Regions from separate parts of the Mus musculus genome. Here all the other regions are linked to region 4. Evidence: chromatin loops called from intact Hi-C (ENCODE). Cell type or tissue: heart. All regions are shown on one strand.

Region 1 (4,000 bases), 200 kb before region 4:
AAAAAAAAAAAAAAAGAGTAAAGAGAACATGAAAAGGCGGACTGGGGTGAGAATAAGGAACTAGAGAAAGTGGGAGGAGGGAGAAAAGAGGAAATAAGGATGGGGAAGGGAAGAAGGAAGGAAGCAGAAGGGGATGATGGAGAGACTGGAAGAAAGCCCCACAGCTCCGTCTGCATGTGCCAACATATCCCCAGTATTTAAAGGTCAGACAGAGTAAGGGTGGGTGTCCTGAGCCCTGAAGTATGTTCATTACACACGCTAATTAAGCAGCCAGCGTATTCTGGGTTGTCCCAGCATCCATTTTTCTATTATTCTGAATTCTCACAGAATTAAGAAGTTAAAACAGTTGTCAAGATTTGTCAAAGGAGATGTTAAACATCTCCATATACTTATATATCCAATATCTATTTATAGATTAAACATCTATAAAAAACAACAATGTCTAAATTAAGTATGTATTTTTCTTAATACAAGCAGCCCTCCATATCCTGTACTCCTATCTCATAGAAGGTATTTTCTGTTGGTTTGTCTCTTAGTTCTCATATTCTGTCAAAACCATACTCACCATATTATACGGTTTGAATCCAAGTACAACAGCCCTTCTCTTCCTCATACAGTGAAGAGGTGACCTTCTCAGTAGTCATTCATGATGTCTCCTTTGAGATTTAGTGCCTCAAAAGTGATTTAAAGCACGTGGATGGTCGTATATTCTGGGAAATTTCCCCTTTGTACAAGGGCTGAAATATTCCACTGTGCAATGTTATCCCTGTGTAGCACACTCATCTTTGTGATAATGATTGTGCAAAGGCAGCCAGCTATACCACAGGGGTGTTCTGCAAATATGGGTTACACAGTTTTTGAAGAATCATAAAAATAAAAGCATGCATTTTCCCAAAAGCCAAAAACCATGTGTTTTCTTTACAATGAGACTTTTAGTAGTAGGCCTATAATGAAGGCAGGGACACACTCACTCACACGCACACACACACTCACACGCGCACACACACACACACACACACTATGTATAATATAACATAACAGTATAATTTAGCTATATGACAATTGTATATTTTATTGTATATATTTTAATATAATTTACCTACACTATAAATACAATTTTAATGTAAATTGTCTGTACTATTATATAATATAATTTGAATGTAATTTTCCTAGAATATAATTTCAAAATTAGACATTATGCAATGCAACTTTAGCATAATGGGACATAATACAAATTTCAAGTATAGACATTGAATGTCTGGGGCAAATCCTAAAACAGAATTTCAAAGAGGCGTTCTAAGTGACAACTGAGAAGTATCCTTTTTCCTCACTGGTAACATGTTTATTTAGAATTTTATGCTTTTCCACTTTGTATAAAGGCGCTGGACTCTCATCTGTGAGGCTGACAAGGGGGGATTGTTTGCAGAGTTAACCGATAAAAGATCACTCGAAGATTCAGTAGGGATTGAAGTATCTTGAATCTAACCGGAAGAATGTTGCACTATGAATGAGATAAATGTGTGATCTACTGCCCCGAAGGCTGAGTTGGACTCTGGGGCTGTAACCACCCAGATAAGTTAGACAAAACCAGGATTATTGGGGTCTGGATTTTACCCAGTGAATTCTGCCAATCATTTCCTTCCCGTTGGCGAGCGAGCAGCAGATTGCTGTTCACAAAGTCCTCAGATTACCCACAGGGTGCTGAGAGAATATTAAAATAAATTCCAGTTCTGCCCATTGACCACAAGAGGGCATTGTTGTTCTCTGGATGTACAGCCAAGAGTTCTAACAGGAAACCATAGGAAGCCTACAATGCAGGGTACAAGTAGTAGACCTGGAATGCCAGGGCTGTGCCCATGCACCACGGCTGCCAGTCACATTGCCAACAGAACATCACCCCCACGCTGAGTAGCGGAGAAAAGGAGAGTATCTTCAACACCCTGTTCTAGTCCCTTAAGTCTCTTCCTATGTGTTGAGCTCTCGGTACCTATCTGTGACCATACTATGCACTCTGGCAGGGGTTGGTCCATCGCAATGAGTACCTTAAGACAGGAATTTACCCATCGGCATGATAAAATAGTGTGGATCATCTCTCCCTGAGGAGACTACTGAGTCTCCTGGGGGGTAGGGTGTCCATCTTTCCTTTTGTTTCCTTTCTTCTCATCTCTGTGGGTGACCATCTCCTTGCTCTCCATTTCCAGCGCCCCAGATCTCAGTGATCACTTTTGGTTTTTCTCACAGCCTCTGCTAGCTTCCGGCCTCTGCTAGCTTCCGGCATCCAACCCTCCTTTCTGCAGTGTCCTCCAGTCTTACCTAACATGTCACCTACACAAAGACCTTTCCTTAAGCTTTATTTAAATCCGCAGGCTGGGGCGGTTGCATCTGAGTAGCTCTACCTCGCTCACACTGTCTGACACATGATGTATTTTTATGGTGTCTATTGCCAGTCCCTTGCTAAGGAATGCGATTCACAAGGGAGTTTCTGTCTATTTTGTCCTCGACCATATCTCATTGCTTCCCAAAGTGCCCAGCACATGATCAACATGTGGTAAACCTATTTTGAATGAATTAAAAAAAAAAAAGTATTTAACAGAGAATTTTCCCAAGCCTGGGCAGAATAAAAAACAAACAACAAAACCAACTTGTTAACGTGAGCAACCAAAGCTGTTCAGAGAACAAAAGTTAAAGGTCACTAATGGAGGGAACCATGAAAGCCTGCAGTAACATCACAGCTCTGATAGTGGATATTAGCCCAGAAACTTAGAATACCCAAGATATAAGATACAATTTGCAAAACACATGAAACTCAAGAACGAAGACCAAAGTATGGACACTTTACCCCTTCTTAGAATTGGGAACAAAACACCCATGGAAGGAGTCACAGAGACAAAGTTTGGAGCTGAGACGAAAGGATGGACCATCTAGAGGCTGCCATACCCGGGGATCCATCCCATAATCAGCCTCCAAACGCTGACACCATTGCATCCACTAGCAAGATTTTATTGAAAGGACCCAGATGTAGCTGTCTCTTGTGAGACTATGCCGGGGCCTAGCAAACACAGAAATGGATCCTCACAGTCAGCTATTGGATGGGTCACTGGGCTCCCAATGGAGGAGCTAGAGAAAGTACCCAAGGAGCTAAAAGGGTCTACAACCCTATAGGTGGAACAATATGAACTAACCAGTACCCCCTGGAGCTCGTGTCTCTAGCTGCATATGTAGCAGAAGATGGCCTAGTCGGCCATCATTGGGAAGAGAGGCCCATTGGTCTTGCAAACTTTATATGCCTCAGTACAGGGGAAAGCCAGGGCCAAGAAGTGGGAGTGGGTGGGTAGGGGAGTGGGGGGGGGTATGGGAGACTTTTGGGATAGCATTGGAAATGTAAATGAAGAAAATACCTAATAAAAATAATAATTTTTAAAAAATCTACAGAAATTGTACAAATGAGATTTTTCTGGGCTGCACAACGAGCCAAGAATTCTTTGATATGAAGACCCCTAGAAGCTGAGTCACAGGAGACTCTGGGAAGCTGAGCTTAAGGATGGTTAGTTGAAGATTTCAAAACCATCTGCCCCACAGCATTGTCTTCTGTGGTGCCAAGCTGAGAACATGTCTATAGTTCCAAGAGCGTGCTATGAGGACTTCAGTAGGAATAGGTAACGTGACAGTCACCACTCACAAAGCCCAGGTTGTTTAGAGAGACAGTGCTTTGTAATATTAATTCTTCCTAACATTTTCTTTTAATTTATAGATGGGGCCAGCCCATAGGAACTACCTATGTTACTACACATTTGACAACAAAGCGTGTTTGTACAATGCCACATGTTTTTATTTTCTATCCTTGTGCTTTGAAATCTGGGGCCTTTGCCGACTGTCGGTGACTGCTCACCTTATGTCAGCAAGGACCTGGAGACAACACAGAGCTCCTAACAGAAGAAGATCCCAGGACAAATGAGACGATCTAAGTTCAGCTCCTACCCTCCTACTATAATATCACGCT
Region 2 (4,000 bases), 100 kb after region 4:
GCCACTATAGTAATATACTGGATATTAGCCTTGAGAGAGCTTAATGCTAAATACCCATGTGAAAATGAGTCAAATTCTTAAATGTTTATTTTATGTTGTTCTATGTGACATCATCATAAAATACACATATATAATATAAAAGTTCATTATACATGATATAAATATTAGTTGTAATTCATATATATGAAAATGAAACAAACACATATATATGAATAGAATCAGCAAATGCTATCCTGAAACAAACAAAAAAATGTTTTCAGCTTCCACAGAAAGGAACTAAGTGACAGACTTTGCTAAGACAGGTCATGCAGTCTTTAAAACAGCAGGAAGTCACATCACTACTGTTTGACAAGCCTGCCAATGATGCTGATTTTCCAAAACTATTATTTTTACCTCAGAATGAACAGAACAGGTAGTGTATACATGTGTTCTGTTACCCCTGAAAGTATTCCAAAGATTCATAATCTTAACGTGAAGATAGAAATTTGTTTTTTTTTCTTTCCATTTTTTATTAGGTATTTAGCTCATTTACATTTCCAATGCTATACCAAAAGTCCCCCATACCCACCCACCCCCACTCCCCTACCCGCCCACTCCCCGAAGATAGAAATTTGATGAGCCTCATGTAACCATGTATGTAACTTTAATCCTTAAAACAACTGTCTGTCTTGAAGGATAAACCGCCATTGCATGGGCATTTCACCATAAAGCCAACAATATTAAATAAAATTCAATAAAACCTAATTACTGAAAAAGCACTTATTTACCTAGAAGCCTTCACTTTTCTAGTGCGTATCTAGTTCTAAACATAATTTTCAATTGACTTTTATTTTCATTTTATTTTTACGGAATTGTATCTTTGGATCATAATCCTATGACTTCTCTAAAACACCTTACTACTTTCTCACGATGGCAGCCATAAGCCTCATGAGGATCATTATGAGTTGTGACCTGAGTACACTTTACCAGGTTTCTTTCGGCTTCTGCTGCCCCCACCCCACCCCCACCCTTGTCCTGTCCCTCCCAAGATTTCGGGAAGGAAAGTGAGGTGGGACATGCTCAGTGTCTCCTCAATGGTGGCTGCACATGTCATTCATCAAACATTCCTCCTCTCGTCCTTCTTTGTAAGACACCGAAGTCCTTGGTGTCCCATGCATATGTGTAATACCTGCTGCTGAACGAGACAGAGTAAATATGGGAAAAGGCACGGAGGTAGAAAGGATTCTACGATGGTTGTCAATCAATGGACAAGAGGCACCATTAGTTTATACCCAATGTGTTCCCTGTCACTGTATTTTCCACTCAGATTCTGCAGAGACATATTCCCAGCATGCCCAGTCCCTGGATGGCACCATGGGAAGCTCCATCCCGCTCTATAGATCCTCCGAGGAAGAGAAGAGGGTCACGGTCATCAAAGCCCCGCATTACCCAGGGATCGGCCCTGTGGATGAGTCTGGAATCCCCACAGCCATTAGGACGGTAAGCCACGCATACCAGCACATGTGTCCCTCTGGGTCTGTGTTTGAGCTCCACAAAGGATGGATTGTGCATAGCTCTGTGCATTCCTAGGGTCTTATAGCATAAAGATTGTCCTCGGAGCCTTCCGAGCTGCCATGAATACCACGCTGTGTGGCAGAGGGCTGGGCGGTGAAGATAATCTCACAGTCTGTTTTCTCCATTTAAATTTAAAACCATGAAAATGGAGGAGTTTGTTAACTAATAACACTTTGTTTTTAACTTTCTATCAAAGCAAGGTGAAGCCTAGAGAGAGAAGGAAGGCGGGGTGGGGGGAGTTACTCCTTTCACAGCCCGCAATTCCCACATGCACTGTAAAAAGACAAGTGATTTGTTTCTTGAAATGGATGTGAGTTAACACCACGGGATGGGAAACTGTGAATTGGGACTTGGGAGGCGAGATGATTGGAGTGAAGGGAAGTAATGTCATGGGAGGGAAAAAGCTGTCAGAGAGAGAGAGAGAGAGAGAGAGAGAGAGAGAGAGAGAGAGAGAGAATATTTGCGCATCCCTCCCAGCTGGGCCTGCTGAGAGCTCTCTGTATGATAAGTGAAAGTGGAAAGTGGAAAGCATTGAGGGCATTTTTTTTAAGTCTTTAAACTCTGCCAAAGCGTTACTCAGTGCGCTGCCAGGGCAGCCCTTTCTGGGGCAGCCCTTTCTGGCAACGCTGCTCACAGCAGCAGAGCCTAGGCAGGCAGCTGTGTGCTGACCAGGTCCACGGCAAGAGGAGGTCTGTGAGATCAGAGAAGGAAGACCCGGGAAGGCAGGATGAGAGCCACAGCGTCTTTGCAGGTGAAGGTGGAGGCGGGGGCTTGAGAGGAGGCAGCTCCAACTGCAAAGAGGTTGCCTCTGCACCCACATAAAGGGCCGAGGTGCTGCCAAGAGTAGGTTTTCCTTGAACGGAAATGCAGGGGACCAGAGGCAGTGAGGAACCTAGAAAAAGAATGGTCAGGGTATCAGGCAAGAAGCAGTGGTGAGACAGGAAACATTTTGAAGAAGTTGTAGAAGTACGAGGGTTTCCTTCTGTCTTTGAGTTTGCAATCATCATGTTTTATATACAGAGTTCAGAATTGATTATTCTTGGCATTGGTGTTGTGGTTGAAGCCAAAAAAAAAAAAAGTATATCTGTATAGCATGCATTTGGGATTTAGACTTCTCAGATTGATAATAATGTTGAATGTAACTAATTATAAAGCTCAAAAATTTTGTGTTGGAAATCATGATGGTCATATTTAAGTGACAGAAAAATCCCAGGGCTTGTGACTAATATGCTCCGTTTTATGACAGTTGTATGTTTCTAATGGCAGTGTTTTGACATTTGTTTTCCCTTCAGAATTTCTGACTTGAAGTGGCTAAGTTTGAATTTTCCCATGGTAAATGAAGGCATAGTGACTCAGTCAGGAGTAGTGTTGTGGATTTTGCCTGTTAGCCCTTGAGACACAGTATGCACATAGGCCATTGCTTTCTATGCAGTTACAGTCGGTTTGGTTTGGGGTTTTTGTTGTTGTTGTTGTTGTTGTTGTTGTTTTTGGTTTGGGTTTTTTGTTTTTTTTTGTTTTTTGGGGTTTATTTTTAGGGTTTTTGTTTGTTTGTTTGTTTGTTTGTTTTGTTTTTGTTTTTCGAGACAGGGTTTCTCTGTGTAGCCCTGGCTGTCCTGGAGCTCATTTTGTAGACCAGGCTGGCCTCGAACTCAGAAATCCACCTGCCTCTGCCTCCCGAGTGCTGGGATTAAAGGCGTGTGCCACCACGCCCGGCTACAAGTATGTTTTTTAAGTTAGTAAAGAATATATAAAGATAGGCACATTAATGTGACTCACTCTTTCTAATGTACAGACTTCTAATCGGGGATGTTTTACTTGATAAACTGTTGCTTTGTTGGGCTTTTTAAGGAAAAAAAATCTAAGATGTTGGAGGTGCATGATAAAGCAGTTAATAAAAGTAATATAAAATTTATATTATCTGCTGCCAAATGATGAGCAACCACATACATCCACTAAAAGTGTGATGATAGTCTCCCTTATAGGAACTGAAGGTGAATTATTCGCCACTGCAGAAGGGTCCTTATAAGGAGCCCTCTTTTTTTTTCCTGTATAACTTGCTCAGACTTTTAAAGCTGCACAAAGACAGGAGGGGTCCTGTCTGTGTTTACTACTCGGTAGGCTTACTAACTACATATGCAAGGATAGATCTGTGTTTATAAATGCCTGCCATCCCTGAGCCAAGAATGTCCGAGGTCATTTTCTTCCCTCATTCGTGTAGAAAGTAAAGATTACCAGACTCAGGTGGCCTCAGCCTCCTGCTCGGTATGGACATTAAAAGCGGGACTCTCTCACTCAGGCATGTCAGGGAATCCGCTCAGATAATTAATGGATGCCATGGTAACAGGATATTGTAAAGTGGTCCAGTGACTGCTAAAAACAAGCACCGGACACCCTCTACTTTTGACTTCTCATGAATTCAAAATGCCTTTGAGGATGTCTCATCTCC
Region 3 (4,000 bases), 57 kb before region 4:
AACTTTGACATCAGATTACATGTCCCCTTAACTTGGATCTTCTCTTTTCTAAATTCATTAAGGCTATTCTATTTCCTCTGATTTTCCACACAGATTTAGAATCAACTCATTAATCTCTCAAGATAACTTGTTGGCATGTTGATAGAAATAGACATTTTTTTTAATTGTATCTTATTACACTGAGTCTAGATTTGTTTGGAGAGAATAGATAGCTCAAAGTCAACTATTTGTCTCATCCAAGAGCCTGATATACCTCCCCGCTCATTTATGTCTGCTTTAGTGTCTTTAATACACATATTTTTAGCTATAATAAATAACTTAGTTGTTGGGGGATTATTTTGGTTTGGTTGGTTTTGGTTTTGTTAGTTTGTTGTTGTTTGTTCCTGAGCACTGAAATTAAAAGTGTGCACCACTGGCTTAATAGTTTAGTTTTAATTATATAAAACTTGGAACAGTTTTAAATTTACCTCTGGGTATTTACTTTTGGGTGTGACTGCAACTGATACTTTTATTTTCAGTTGTCTATTGCTATTATGCACACTTCTGGTGTGTTTATATGCATTCAGTGTACATCCTGCAATCTTATTAAACTCAGGCATTATCTCTCAGAGCTCTTGAGTATTCTCTGAGATATCCTTTTTGGATAGCTTGTTCTCTGTGAATGGAGGCAGCTAAGGGTCTCTTCCCACCTGAGTGTCTGTTCTCTCCCTATTGCCTTGCTGAGGAGATCTAATACAATAATAAACAAGAGCTGCAAACACAGAAATCCGTTCCTGCTCTCAACCAATTGTGCTTTAGCTCCTGTTTTCTTTTTTTCCCCCACAACTGAATTTTGTAGTCCCAACCCAAATTCTCCCTGCTCTCTCCCTGACATGGTAGGTGCCTCTTCTTCCAGCTGCCCTTATTGGGTGTGTCGTGCATAGTCGCAGATCCCTTGTTGTCGCATAGACTCTTGGCTTTGATGTCTTACTTCTGAACAAACTCCTCCCACGTCCCTTACTGAATGCCGGGTCTTTCCTAAAGGACACTTCTGTCCAGCTCCATGCAGATGGCAGGTCTGAGTGGCGCATCACTTATCCAAAATCACTGCTTTTCCATTTGCTACAGAGCTTGTTTCTCTAGTACATTAAAAAAGAAAAAATCCTGGATCTAAGGATATTGCCAGTTGGTTAAACATCCTCGTGTCTTATTTCAAGTATTGAACCAGAGCCAAGCAGGCCTTCCATGATATTTCTCTCTCACCCTCAGGCTTGTTTGACTCCTAACACTTCCCTTCTTGTCCCTTGTTGTGTGTGTCTTTCAGGATCAAATGTGACCTCCTTAGGAGGCTTTTTTCTCTACTCAGTCTAGGTCATACTACCACTTATATGTTTTCCTTCATCTGATCATCTGTTATTTTCTTCCTAGCATTACTCTCTGACATTTAAGTATTGGTTTATTGTGTTATTTTTTTATCTCTAGAAAGTAAGCCTCCATTGAGGGCAGGAGACTGGCATTGTAACTGTAACTTGCTTCTGATTCCAATGCCTGAACTCACAGTAGATGTTTAACAAATAATGAACGCTGAATGAACGAAATCTCTAATTTTCCATCCATTTGGTTACTGAAGATAGAAACTTAGTATTGTCTTATTCCAGCAATGAAATGGAAACCATTCTAGATTCTGTGTGTGTGTGTGTGTGTGTGTGTGTGTGTGTGTGTGTGTGTGTGTGTGTGTACACCTCCTCCTTTCCCTCCTTCCCTCCCCTTCTATCCATACCTCCCTCCCTCTGGTGGGCTGGTAATCAACTTCAGGCCTTACTGATGTTGAACAAGCTCCCTACTTCTGAGCTACACATGAGACTCTTACATCAGAAAATGATTTAACACGGGGAATTAGGAAATTCAGGAATCTATTGTAAGCACAAAAGCAGCAGAGGCCAGACACACCACTGCCAGCGATTAGGAAAACAAATTTTAGGAATTCTGATGAACTCCTGCCAAAGATCTCAGCTGTCCATCGCACCAAAGATTCTCAAGGGGTTTTGCAGTAGTCCTGGCAAAAGCCCATCCTGCCAATTGCCAGTACTCATTTGCTTACTCATCGCTGCTGAGTAATAACAGGATTTCTTTCTTTTCCATTTTCCCATATTTCATGAGTTCTTTTCAGAGCAGAAATCTGATGTGAGATCCTGCTTGCCAAAGAGAAATTACCCATTAGCTCAGGACCCCAGCTACCTCTGAAGAAGGAAAGAGAAAGAGAAGGGAGAGAGAGGGAAGAAAGGAGAGAGAAGAGAGAAAGGAGAGACACTAACAACCCAACTCATAAGCTCACCTTCCAATCTATGATGAAGTTCACTTGTTTTTACTCAAGTCTTAGTCTCTCCATATCTCCGTTGTCTGTGCTCCGCTAGCCCTTCCTACCTCTATAAAATAGGACACTATCCTCTGCCACAGCCTGACTGGCATGCTCCTCTTCATCCTGCTTTGTTAATGTGCTGGAAATATATACAACTCTCTCGTTCCCCAGCTCAGGAGGCCCCAGTGCTTCTCATTGCCTGTGAGTGTAAATGGAAGTACCTCGGCGTGGGAAGAAAGGCCAGTGCTTTGTCCTTCTTTAGCAGCATCCTGTTAGCTCTCTCTGCCTTATTCTTATGAATCATGATGCAGACTCTCAGCTACCACCAAAGCACCACGCCAGTCTGCCCGTTGCCGTGCTTTTTGCCACGATGCCCTGAACTCTATTTTACCCTCCAGAACCATGAGCCGCAATGCAAACACTTTTCTCTTATAAGTTACTTTGGTCCTGGTGTTTTGTCCCAGCAACTAAAAAGTACCTTATCTTACTCCATTTCCTTTGCCTCGCCCCATCCTTTGGCCTTTTATAATGCCCATCCTACAATTGAGTAGGACCCTCCCCAAAACAGTGCTGCCATTCAGATTGTATGAGTCTGTCCACCTATAGAATTATAAGAGTCTTTCTGACTGTAGACTTCATAAAAGAAGAATAAGTTCTAGGAATATGTCACCTCTTCTCTAGAGTTAACATCTTCAAGATCATGTTTTGCCACTTTCAGAGACTCATTTGGAGAGTCTTAGCATCTTATTTAAAGATGCTTTCTCTGCCTTGAGCCTGTGTGTGGCAAATTAAACCAAAGAGCGTATATTAGACTATGCCATGCTTATTTGACTTTGGATTCAACTACTTTCTGGCAGTTTTTGAATTCTTTCTCCTAAGCAAGCACACTTTTTTTGCCATTTCAGAATCTCTCTCAGACAGACTGTGTAGCATTAGAGTTGAATGTTCTCCCATATCTTGCAAAATAACACCACATGGCATTAGACCTTGAAGATCCAGTGCCTAAAAGGCAGAGGGTAAGGAATGTCTTGTAAGAACATTTGCTACTCTTGTGAAGGACTTTGGTTTGGATCCCAGCACCTACATGGTGGCTCGCAACCACCTGTAACTCCAGCACTAGGTGATCCAACACCATCTCTGGCCTCTACAGGCTACAGGATGCATGAAATGCATATAAACCCATGCAGTGCACATATACACATAAGTAAAGCATAGTAGTAAATAAAAAGTAAAGAAGATGGAATGAAGCTGTATACCTTAAAGCTTTTCCTCTCTGCTATGCTGTGGTCACGGTGAAGGTTTGCACATTCCAGATTTTTATGTGTAAGGAAGTCTCTGAGGAAACCAAGACCTCTGTGGCATGAGTTGTGCCAGACCTAGGTGGCAAATTGCCAGAACTGAAACTCCACTGGGCATGATAGTGGTCTTGCCTGCCCCGGGAAGGTGGAGGCAGCCAGCCTGTGGGGTAAGATGTTGGCAAGGCAGGGGCATTGTTATGGTTTTACAGTCATAGGAATGGAGCAGAATTCCAGCTGAGACCACTCCAGCTGAGACCTGAGAGCTATGGGGGTGAATGGGAATAAGCAGACCTCCTGTGTGCAGAGCTGGAGTCCTATCCATACTCTACAGTGCCATAGCTGAAGGAAAGTGAGGAAACACTGG
Region 4 (4,000 bases):
TTTTATCAGCTAACAGATCTCACCACTATAGCACACTGCTTGCAAGGGTCACATGACCCTTCGTAGTCTCTACCATGCTTGGTCCACTATGTTTTGAAAATCAACCGTGATGTCATTTATACAAAGAAGAAATTGGGTTTGTATTTGTCTCAAAACAAAGTACACAATAACTGGAGACCCCTCTTGTAGCTCTTGAGAAAACCACTGCTTCCTGACCTGCTCTTATGGCTCTGTGCTGCCTGATAAAGGAAGAGAAGGTTTCAGGAATCTATCTTCATGGAATCAAGGCTTTAAAAAAATATTGCATATTCACTTGGAATAGCCACTGCCTTTCCTTCCAAACTGGTTAGTTTTTTGAAACAAGCTAGGGGCATCTGGGAAGAGGAACCCTTCATTGAGAGATTGCCTGTGGGTAAGCCTTTAGAGCATTTTCTCAATCAGAGATTAATGCGGGCTGGTCCAGCCTACTGTGGGTACTGCCGCTCTTGGACAGGTGGTCCTGGACAGCAGGCTGAGCTACCCAGTAAGCACCTTCCCTCCTAGGTCTTTGCTTCAGTTCCTGGCTTCAGGTTCGTGCCTTGAGTTTCTGAACTGTCTTCTCTCAATGAAGGACTGTGATCCTTAAGATGAAATCAACCTGTTCCTCCCTAGGTTGCTCTTGGTCATGGTGTTTTATCACTGCAATAGGAAGCAAGATAGGACAGTGATATAGCCAGGGCCTAATGAAATAATGTTGCCTACAGAGTCCTTTCCTTCAGTCTTGGTAAAAGGAGACTTTGATTCTGTTTTCACTTATTCTTGCAGCCTGAGTACAATAAACCCATAATAGCCAAAGCACGGTTTATCTGCCCAGTTTTGCATTCCCAGAGCTCCTAGTGAGCTGAGAGATGCTTGCCCCATAAATGCTAAAGGAGGGAACATAGAAATACAACTTCTAGATTGTGGTTATTCATTCTGAAAACCAAATAAAAGTCCGAAGTTTGTCTGTCGTGGTTGGTGACCTGGTGTGAATGAATCTTTTTCCACTGGGCTTTGGGAGGCAGAAGCCTCTCTGCTTCATGTCACTGAATAGTCCCCCAGTCTCAGCCAGCAGATAAGACATGTCATCAGCTTAACCCAGTAGCTTTCAAAAATAGCATAGTTAAAGTGGACATGTAGGTGTGTTCTAGAAAGAAACCATTTGCCTGTGGTCTTAAGAAGAGGCCAGTAGCTGATGTTGCTACCTGAGATCTAAAATGTTGCACTAAGACCGGTTGTGAGCTGGCAAGGAGATAATCAGAAGTCTCCCTCATCAATAGACCTTAGCATCTTACTTCCTACTGATCGGGTAAACCCTTTAGAAAACATCACGGTTGGACCAAGGTACAGTGTTCCTTTAAGATTCTGTGTGTGTGTGTGTGTGTGTGTGTGTGTGTGGTGTTTTCAATAGCGCTGGCAGTTTTCCTCAAAATTTCAATGAATATTTGCACAATGAACCAAGTTGTTGTGGGTTTCCTGGTTTGTGTTGGTCCGCCTCCCCCCCCCCCATGGAGTGGGGGTGGTGAAACGGGCAAGGCATTTTCATCCCTTTGCAGACAAGTCCAGCTGCTGGCAATGCTGAAAATAGCTCAAATGAGCACCACCCAGCAGCTGAGATTCTTTGCCTCTCTCATTGCGTTTTCTCCTGACCCCCATCTCCTTTTCCTCCCTGCAGACGCTTGGATTGGACTTAATCTTAAACCTCTGGAGGTCAAGACCTTTTAAAAAGGGCTAAATAAACACTCTCTACATGTAAAAGGCCAGCGACTCCTACTTCCTCTGTTGGAGCAACTGAGGAGTTCGGCCTCTTCTAGGTAAGGTTTTTATTCGGGGAATAACTTGCTTTCCTGTGTGGTTGTTGACTAGTGTCTCTAAACTAACTTTTTAATAAGCATCAGCGGAGGCCGAGGGATTCCCAGGTAAACGCCGAGTGTGTCGGGATGTGGCAGTTGCAGTAGGCATTTTGTCAGTGTGGTTGTAAACTTTGCCTAAAGCCCTCTGTCCCTGTGGCGGTGGCTGCATGCATACAGACCTGACAGAGGCTGAGCACTGTCTCAGAGTTTTCATTAGGCGTGACTGCCACAGAGCTGAGAAGACCTGTAGACACCGTCATTCCATTGTATAGACTACTTTTTATTTTAACTTTCTAAAGGCATGCTTTAAAGCCAACAAAACGAAGCCCACCAGGGCAAAGACAGCACATTAGTGATTGGTCTTGATGGACAACAAGGCGGCTGCAGAAGAGTGCGGTCCCCACTAAATGTTGTTTTAGTCACTGCTGGTGTGGAATGAGACGTTGTTTAGGGGATTTCAGTATTCTGATCACTATTGGGTTTTTATATGTCTAGTGCACTTTTGGGGTGACTGATTTTGAGAATCCCTTACCGGAGCTGAATCTTATCTAAGCTACTCTTGTGTGAGGTAGATTTTCTGACAGGTTTTTCTCTACTGCGATAGTAAACTTTTTTTATGGATAGTTTTCTGGCTCGCCTCCTTCCCACCTCCTTCTGCTTTGCACTTGACATTTTGCAAAGTACTTTGATCTGTGGACTTTAGCCTCAAACATACCATTTACTTTGATTGTGAGTATTTACTATGTTCAGTAAAAAGGACTTTTTTTTTCCTTAATGCTTTGATAGCAATTCCTTCAGATAATTTACTGGCTTGGGTTCTCCTGCCGTTATGCTTTAGACTTTATTTCTAAAGGAACCTTTAATTTAAAAAGTTTTTTTTTTTTCTGGCAAAGCTCTTTTACCGTGCTGACTTCCTAACATAGCTGTTCTGAGCCTTCCTGATGCTGTGACCCTTGAACACAGTAGCCCCAAGTTGTGGTGACCTCACCCCCATCAGAAAATTATTTTCTCCACTACTTTATAACTGTAATTTTGCTACTGTTATGAATCATAATGAAAACGTCTGATATTTCCAATAGTCTTAGCTGACCTCTGTGAAAGAGTGGTGTCCCCCACCACCCGCTGACATACACACAAAGGGATCACAACCCACAGGTTGAGAGCTACTGATCTCACAACTCAAGATGTCTAAAAGCAAGTAGGAAAGACAGTTCACAGACCCAGTCCCGTCAACCCCCACTTAAGTGCCCTGCTTCCCCAAATTACCACCTGACTTGAGGCTTAATTGTTGCTTTTTTATGAGTACTGAAACCCTTAGTATTTCAAGATGCTTTCTACCAAAAGAGGTTTGGTTAAAATGAACAAACAAAACAAACACAAACAAACAAACAAACACCCCCAAGTATTTAAATGCCATAGTGATCTTTTGAGTAACATACCCAATAAGACAAAAGAAAAAGACACAAGAAAACCAAAAGTTAAATTAAAAAAAAAAAAATCTTAAGAGGCCAGAAGTTTTAGTGAAACTTTTTTTTTTTTGATGAATGGGATAAGGAATGTAAGAGAAAAACAAAATAAGAAGTGGTTCCTAAAACAGACAAATGTTAACGTGTTTTCTAATCATTAATCAGCCTCGTTATTATCTTCACGTTCAAAACCTCATACATAATGAATGTGTTTGCTTCCTTCTCAATTCTACTCCAAGAACTGAATATCGTTCCTCTTCTGCTGGAGGCTAGGAGCCTGAGCCAGTCAGGCAGGCTGTGAGGTCTCCGGCTGTGGCTCCTCGGAGCTGACAGTCTGTTCCGTGAACCTTGTAAAGGAAGGAAGCCAGTGGCCACCAGACAGGACTTGAAGGAGGCAGAGGGAGGGGGAACATTTCGGGACTGTTCCTCCCCAAGTAGGAGCGCATGGAGTTCTCCCTTCGAGAATGCGGATTATTGTAGGGAAAGCTGGGGACAGGTCAGCAGCATTGCCGTGTTCCTTCACCTCTTGGAATCTACATCATTAATTTCTGGGAACAGTCAAACTTCGAGTCCCCCTGTTCAGGGCTTCATGGCTTCCAAGGATCTCTGAGGGATCAGGGATTGCCCCTGTTAGCACTGGGAAGGTTTGGTGAGCATGCCAGG
Region 5 (4,000 bases), 120 kb after region 4:
CGGGGAAGCACTCCATAAGACCTTCTCCTGGAAGGTTTCTCTTCCCCACTCCTCAGCTTTATCAGAGGCACACTTGGCCTAGGGGCTTGTTCACCCTCAGCAGCGGGTTTGTAGCCCTTCTTGCTGGATACCTGCAGTTCCCACTTTGACATCCTTACCACTCACCTGTCCACCTCTCTGGGTTCCTCACTACACGTGAGGCTCCCTGAAAGCGGGCAACCTTGACTGACAGAGCATCCTCTATCTTCCATACCCAACTCAATGCCTGGCATGTGGTACCTATGCAGTAACTAACTCCTTGTGTGACTAAGTGAATGGAACTGATGTTACCTTTGCAGTGGATGGATAAAACACATGGCCAGAGATTGAGTCTATCTAGGAGGCCCAGTGGGTCTCCATCAAGACCCACAGATGGAATTCACAAATAACTCTAGCTCAGCGTCTAAGAGGGAGCGGTTCTGTTTAAGCAGAAATCCTCATATCCTGGCGATGGGGAGGGAAGGATATTACCTTCATCCTTAGCAATTGAAGCCACATCTACCTATTTATACACTTTACCAGGGAGACAAAAAAGGAAATTCATTTCTTTGAATTTTTAATTCAAATATTTATAATCAAATCAAATATTTATTTGATTATAAATTTCAGTGCTGACTAAATGGGCCTAATGTCTGATCCAGGAGAGGCCTTGTGATCACCAGAAATTTGTGTTAAATGATTTGATCCACCGATTAGACCACATTTCCAGTTTACAGACTCCATATGACAATCATAGCAACTTCACTGGGATAATATTAATAAAGGCATAACTGATCATCTAAATTGGATACACTTGTAAATCAGCCATGTTAATTGCCTTTATGCTTAATAAAATTTAAAAAAAGAATCCACTAAGGCATTGTTACCTTTGATACAGTAACTGTGCTTACATCTAATAATAGCCAAAAGGAACACAACCGGATGAGTTGAAAAGGCAATTTAAACCACCAGAGACTATGGGCTCATCAAGAGAAATCACTACTCACAGTTAAAGCTATAAAAATCTGGGAAGGTATAGCTGATGGTTTGACCCATGAAGAATTATCCCATCATGCAATAGTACTTTCTGGGGAAAACAAACAGAAGCCTATCAACCCATGCCTTGAAGCTTGAAAGCCAATGAGCATTTATGAGAACAAACTCAGGTCCTCCAGTGTGTTTAGGGTAACCCAGAAAGCGTGTGCCCAGCAAAAGGCTTTTACGTTGGGGAAACATTAAAAACCATGCGGTCTAGGGAGCTTTCGAGAGCAATCACATGTGAGCCCTGGTGTTAGTGTATCTTAAGCACTTCTCACGCTGGAGGTGGATGGTCTGTGTGAGTGAAAGGTTGCTAGGTTTGTGAACTGACAGAAATAAAACAGAGCGAGAGAGACATTCCATCCATCGGAAGCTGCTCTCCCGCCATTGCGGGAATTACACTGAGAGGTAGCTGTTCCCTGGTGGATTCCCATGAAGAGGAGTTTCTCTGGTGTGAGGGAGGAGAGGGAATGCGGACAGAGATCCTACGCCTGTGCTTCCGTTATCTGACAGTCTGCATATGTGTCGCTGATTGTGGCAGTAGTTCTGGATCCTTTAGAAATAGTTCTGGATTGCTACGGGATGCATTCAATTATTGTATAACTAAAAGAATTCATCTAGACAGTTTACTGGCATCTCCTTTTGGGGGGAGTCTGGCCTTTTGGGGGGTGTCTATTTGTTGGGGATTATCTTGCTTGATATTGTTTGTTTTATGTTCTTTTGAGATAAGCCCAGGCTGATTTCAAACTCACCATCCTCTTCCCGCTAGCTCCTAAGTACCTGCAATTCAAGTGTGCACCAGCATGCCCAGCCGATAAAGCAAAGGCTCTGCTCGAATGCGTACAACTCACAGCATTGCAGAATTGCTAAGGATGACCTGTTGCTATCTAGGGGACTTTCTGTGCGACTATCTGTTTGCACAGATTTTACCAGGTTGCTCACTGTGACTATAGACTGAAGCTTTAATACACAGAGCCCTTTCTATCCTTTCTATTTATTGAAATCGCTAGTTTCAAATTTGGAGCAGGATGATAGCTATCTCCTCCTTTCCGCAGATTCTACAGAAATGTATCTCCACCAAGGAGAATATGGGCTGTCGATTTGTCATTGATTTCCTTTAAGTCAAGTTGACTTTAAAAAGCTTGTCTATTTGTTTAGTAAGTTTGCTGCCCCCTAGTGTTCTGTTCATGTGTTTTGAAGCAACTCTTTCCCCTTCTAAGAATGGTTCTCAAATTCCTCATGATGTGGTGACCCCTAACCATAAAATTTTTTTCGTTGCTAATTTATAACTGTAATTTTGCTACTTCTATGAATCCTAATGTAAATATCAGTGTTTTCCACTGGTCTCAGGAGACCCACAGGTTGAGAACCACTGCTCTGACAAATTCCTATCTTCCCTCAGCAAAATCAAACACTCCAGATGGGTGTAGGTCATCCCAACAGTAGCTGAAAGCAAAACTTTAAAAAGTGACCATTCATAGACACTAAACATCCAGCAATGGAAACTATGGAGTTTGGAAGAATTTGAGGGTTGTCTTCTGTTAAGGAGATAGTATAGCTGTCTGAACTACACAAAGGTTAGCCACCAGTCCTCTCTGCTGTTAACTGTTCAAAGATAAAAGCACCTATGAAGTAATTATACACTACAGCTGGCATTGTCTAAACAATTGGAGAAAAGTAACATTTCATCACTAACAAAATCTTAACATTCCTATAACTAGTGAATCAAAATTTTTAATTCGGTGGAAAGCATGTGTTTCTTTTAAGCCTGTGAAAATTGGTTACTGGCAGGTGTTCTCTTTAACAGATCTCACTGTTAATTTTGAAACCAAAAGTAACCTTGACATAGATTAGGGTAAATATCTCAGAGCTTCCGCAGAACATGTGCTCTCGTTCTGATTGAATGGCCGCTTCAACTGTTAGTGATGGAAAAAACAAACAAACAAACAAACAAAACCTCATAGCCAAAGACTAAACACTAAAAGTAATAGTAAATGCTACAAGGCCACTTGCAGCGCTCAACCAACAGTGTCACATTTTGCATACACATAAATTCCTGTATGTGTCCATCCAGACACCCGCTTGGGATGTCATCAACCAGGGTACAAGCATGCCACTATGAAGTGTTATTCGCTCACCATTGGTCACAAGCAACTCCCAGGGTTATTCTGCAGTCTTTATAATCACCACCATTAACTCTATCATTGTAATGTCAGTGAAACACTATAATAGTATGTGATGGTATGTAATAGCATGTAATGAATGATATGTAATAGTATGTAATAGATGATGAAACAGTACAATATTTCACTACTACTAAGCCCATGACAAAATAGCCTATTTTTTTTAATGTGGTAAATATCAACGGCCCCAGCATTACAGGGTTACAGAGCAACTCAGTAGGAATCCTTGAGCCCCTTAAGAATTCTAGGGGAATAATATGGGATTGAAGGGGTGGGTGTTTAGCAGCCCTCCCAGATGGTACTGTGGACTTCACGGCTTTTCTCTTGGTTGGCATGAATGGCTTTTAGGGAACCAAGTAACTTTCCTTAGAATTTTTTCTGACTTAATATATTATATAACACAACTATATACATTTCATTAGGGACATCAGATATATCAAAGAAGTAGCTAGGGACACATTCAGTACCTTGAGCATCATTTTATAGAAAAGCAACCACCATGAGAGCATCTAGCCTGGTGGGTATCATAATAAAAAAAACAAAAAACAAAAACATTAAAGGTTAATGTTAACTCCATTAAGGAAAGGCTGTGTCTACGTTCTATTGCTAAAGTAATTGTGTTTGTTTTTCTCAACTGTTTATGTTAACAACCCAAGCATTTCTGTCTTAAACTTGACACTCATAAACCACTCAGGCCAGTCAGTCACACCCCATACCCTCCCTCCCTTACCCACTATGCTAAGCCTAATTTACCCACACCC

The links. Peaks named below come from ENCODE experiments on the same cell type or tissue, not always from the same donor. Only the 100,000 strongest peaks of a DNase experiment are listed, where the experiment ranks them.
Region 1: it touches region 4 in a loop (6-fold over the local background); 3 of 42 quality-filtered maps call a loop at or near these places.
Region 2: it touches region 4 in a loop (1.8-fold over the local background); 3 of 42 quality-filtered maps call a loop at or near these places.
Region 3: a loop joins it to region 4, with 2.2 times the contacts of the local background. A loop is called at or near these places in 3 of 42 quality-filtered maps.
Region 5: a loop joins it to region 4, with 2.1 times the contacts of the local background. A loop is called at or near these places in 3 of 42 quality-filtered maps.

What each region holds. Positions count from the first base shown.
Region 1 is chr8:45,452,754-45,456,753 of GRCm38, forward strand. No RefSeq gene overlaps it. Among named protein-coding and RNA genes, the nearest start is that of Tlr3, 44 kb to the left of the region's middle. In heart, a CTCF peak has its summit at 1,730 (motif pointing right); no DNase peak of the experiment used is centred here.
Region 2 is chr8:45,761,713-45,765,712 of GRCm38, forward strand. Sorbs2 (sorbin and SH3 domain containing 2) reads left to right here. Exons shown (of 24, transcript NM_001205219.1): 8 at 1,307-1,479. All of the region lies in intron 1 of Sorbs2os (sorbin and SH3 domain containing 2, opposite strand), which reads right to left. Among named protein-coding and RNA genes, the nearest start is that of Sorbs2os, 56 kb to the right of the region's middle. In heart, no CTCF peak of the experiment used is centred here; a DNase peak (open chromatin) is centred at 2,169; H3K27ac peaks cover 350 bases.
Region 3 is chr8:45,600,269-45,604,268 of GRCm38, forward strand. The region is part of intron 1 of Sorbs2 (sorbin and SH3 domain containing 2); the gene reads left to right. It overlaps Gm16351 (a long non-coding RNA gene), which reads right to left. Exons shown (of 5, transcript XR_003947381.1): 1 at 1-4,000. Among named protein-coding and RNA genes, the nearest start is that of Gm16351, 2.6 kb to the right of the region's middle. In heart, no CTCF peak of the experiment used is centred here; a DNase peak (open chromatin) is centred at 1,993; H3K27ac peaks cover 248 bases.
Region 4 is chr8:45,657,110-45,661,109 of GRCm38, forward strand. It overlaps Sorbs2 (sorbin and SH3 domain containing 2), which reads left to right. Exons shown (of 24, transcript NM_001205219.1): 2 at 1,694-1,832. The region is part of intron 1 of Gm30635 (a long non-coding RNA gene); the gene reads right to left. Among named protein-coding and RNA genes, the nearest start is that of Gm51529, 17 kb to the left of the region's middle. In heart, no CTCF peak of the experiment used is centred here; DNase peaks (open chromatin) are centred at 1,562 and 3,702; H3K4me3 peaks cover 3,732 bases; H3K27ac peaks cover 4,000 bases.
Region 5 is chr8:45,778,550-45,782,549 of GRCm38, forward strand. All of the region lies in intron 12 of Sorbs2 (sorbin and SH3 domain containing 2), which reads left to right. The region is part of intron 1 of Sorbs2os (sorbin and SH3 domain containing 2, opposite strand); the gene reads right to left. Among named protein-coding and RNA genes, the nearest start is that of Sorbs2os, 39 kb to the right of the region's middle. In heart, a CTCF peak has its summit at 2,246 (motif pointing left); no DNase peak of the experiment used is centred here.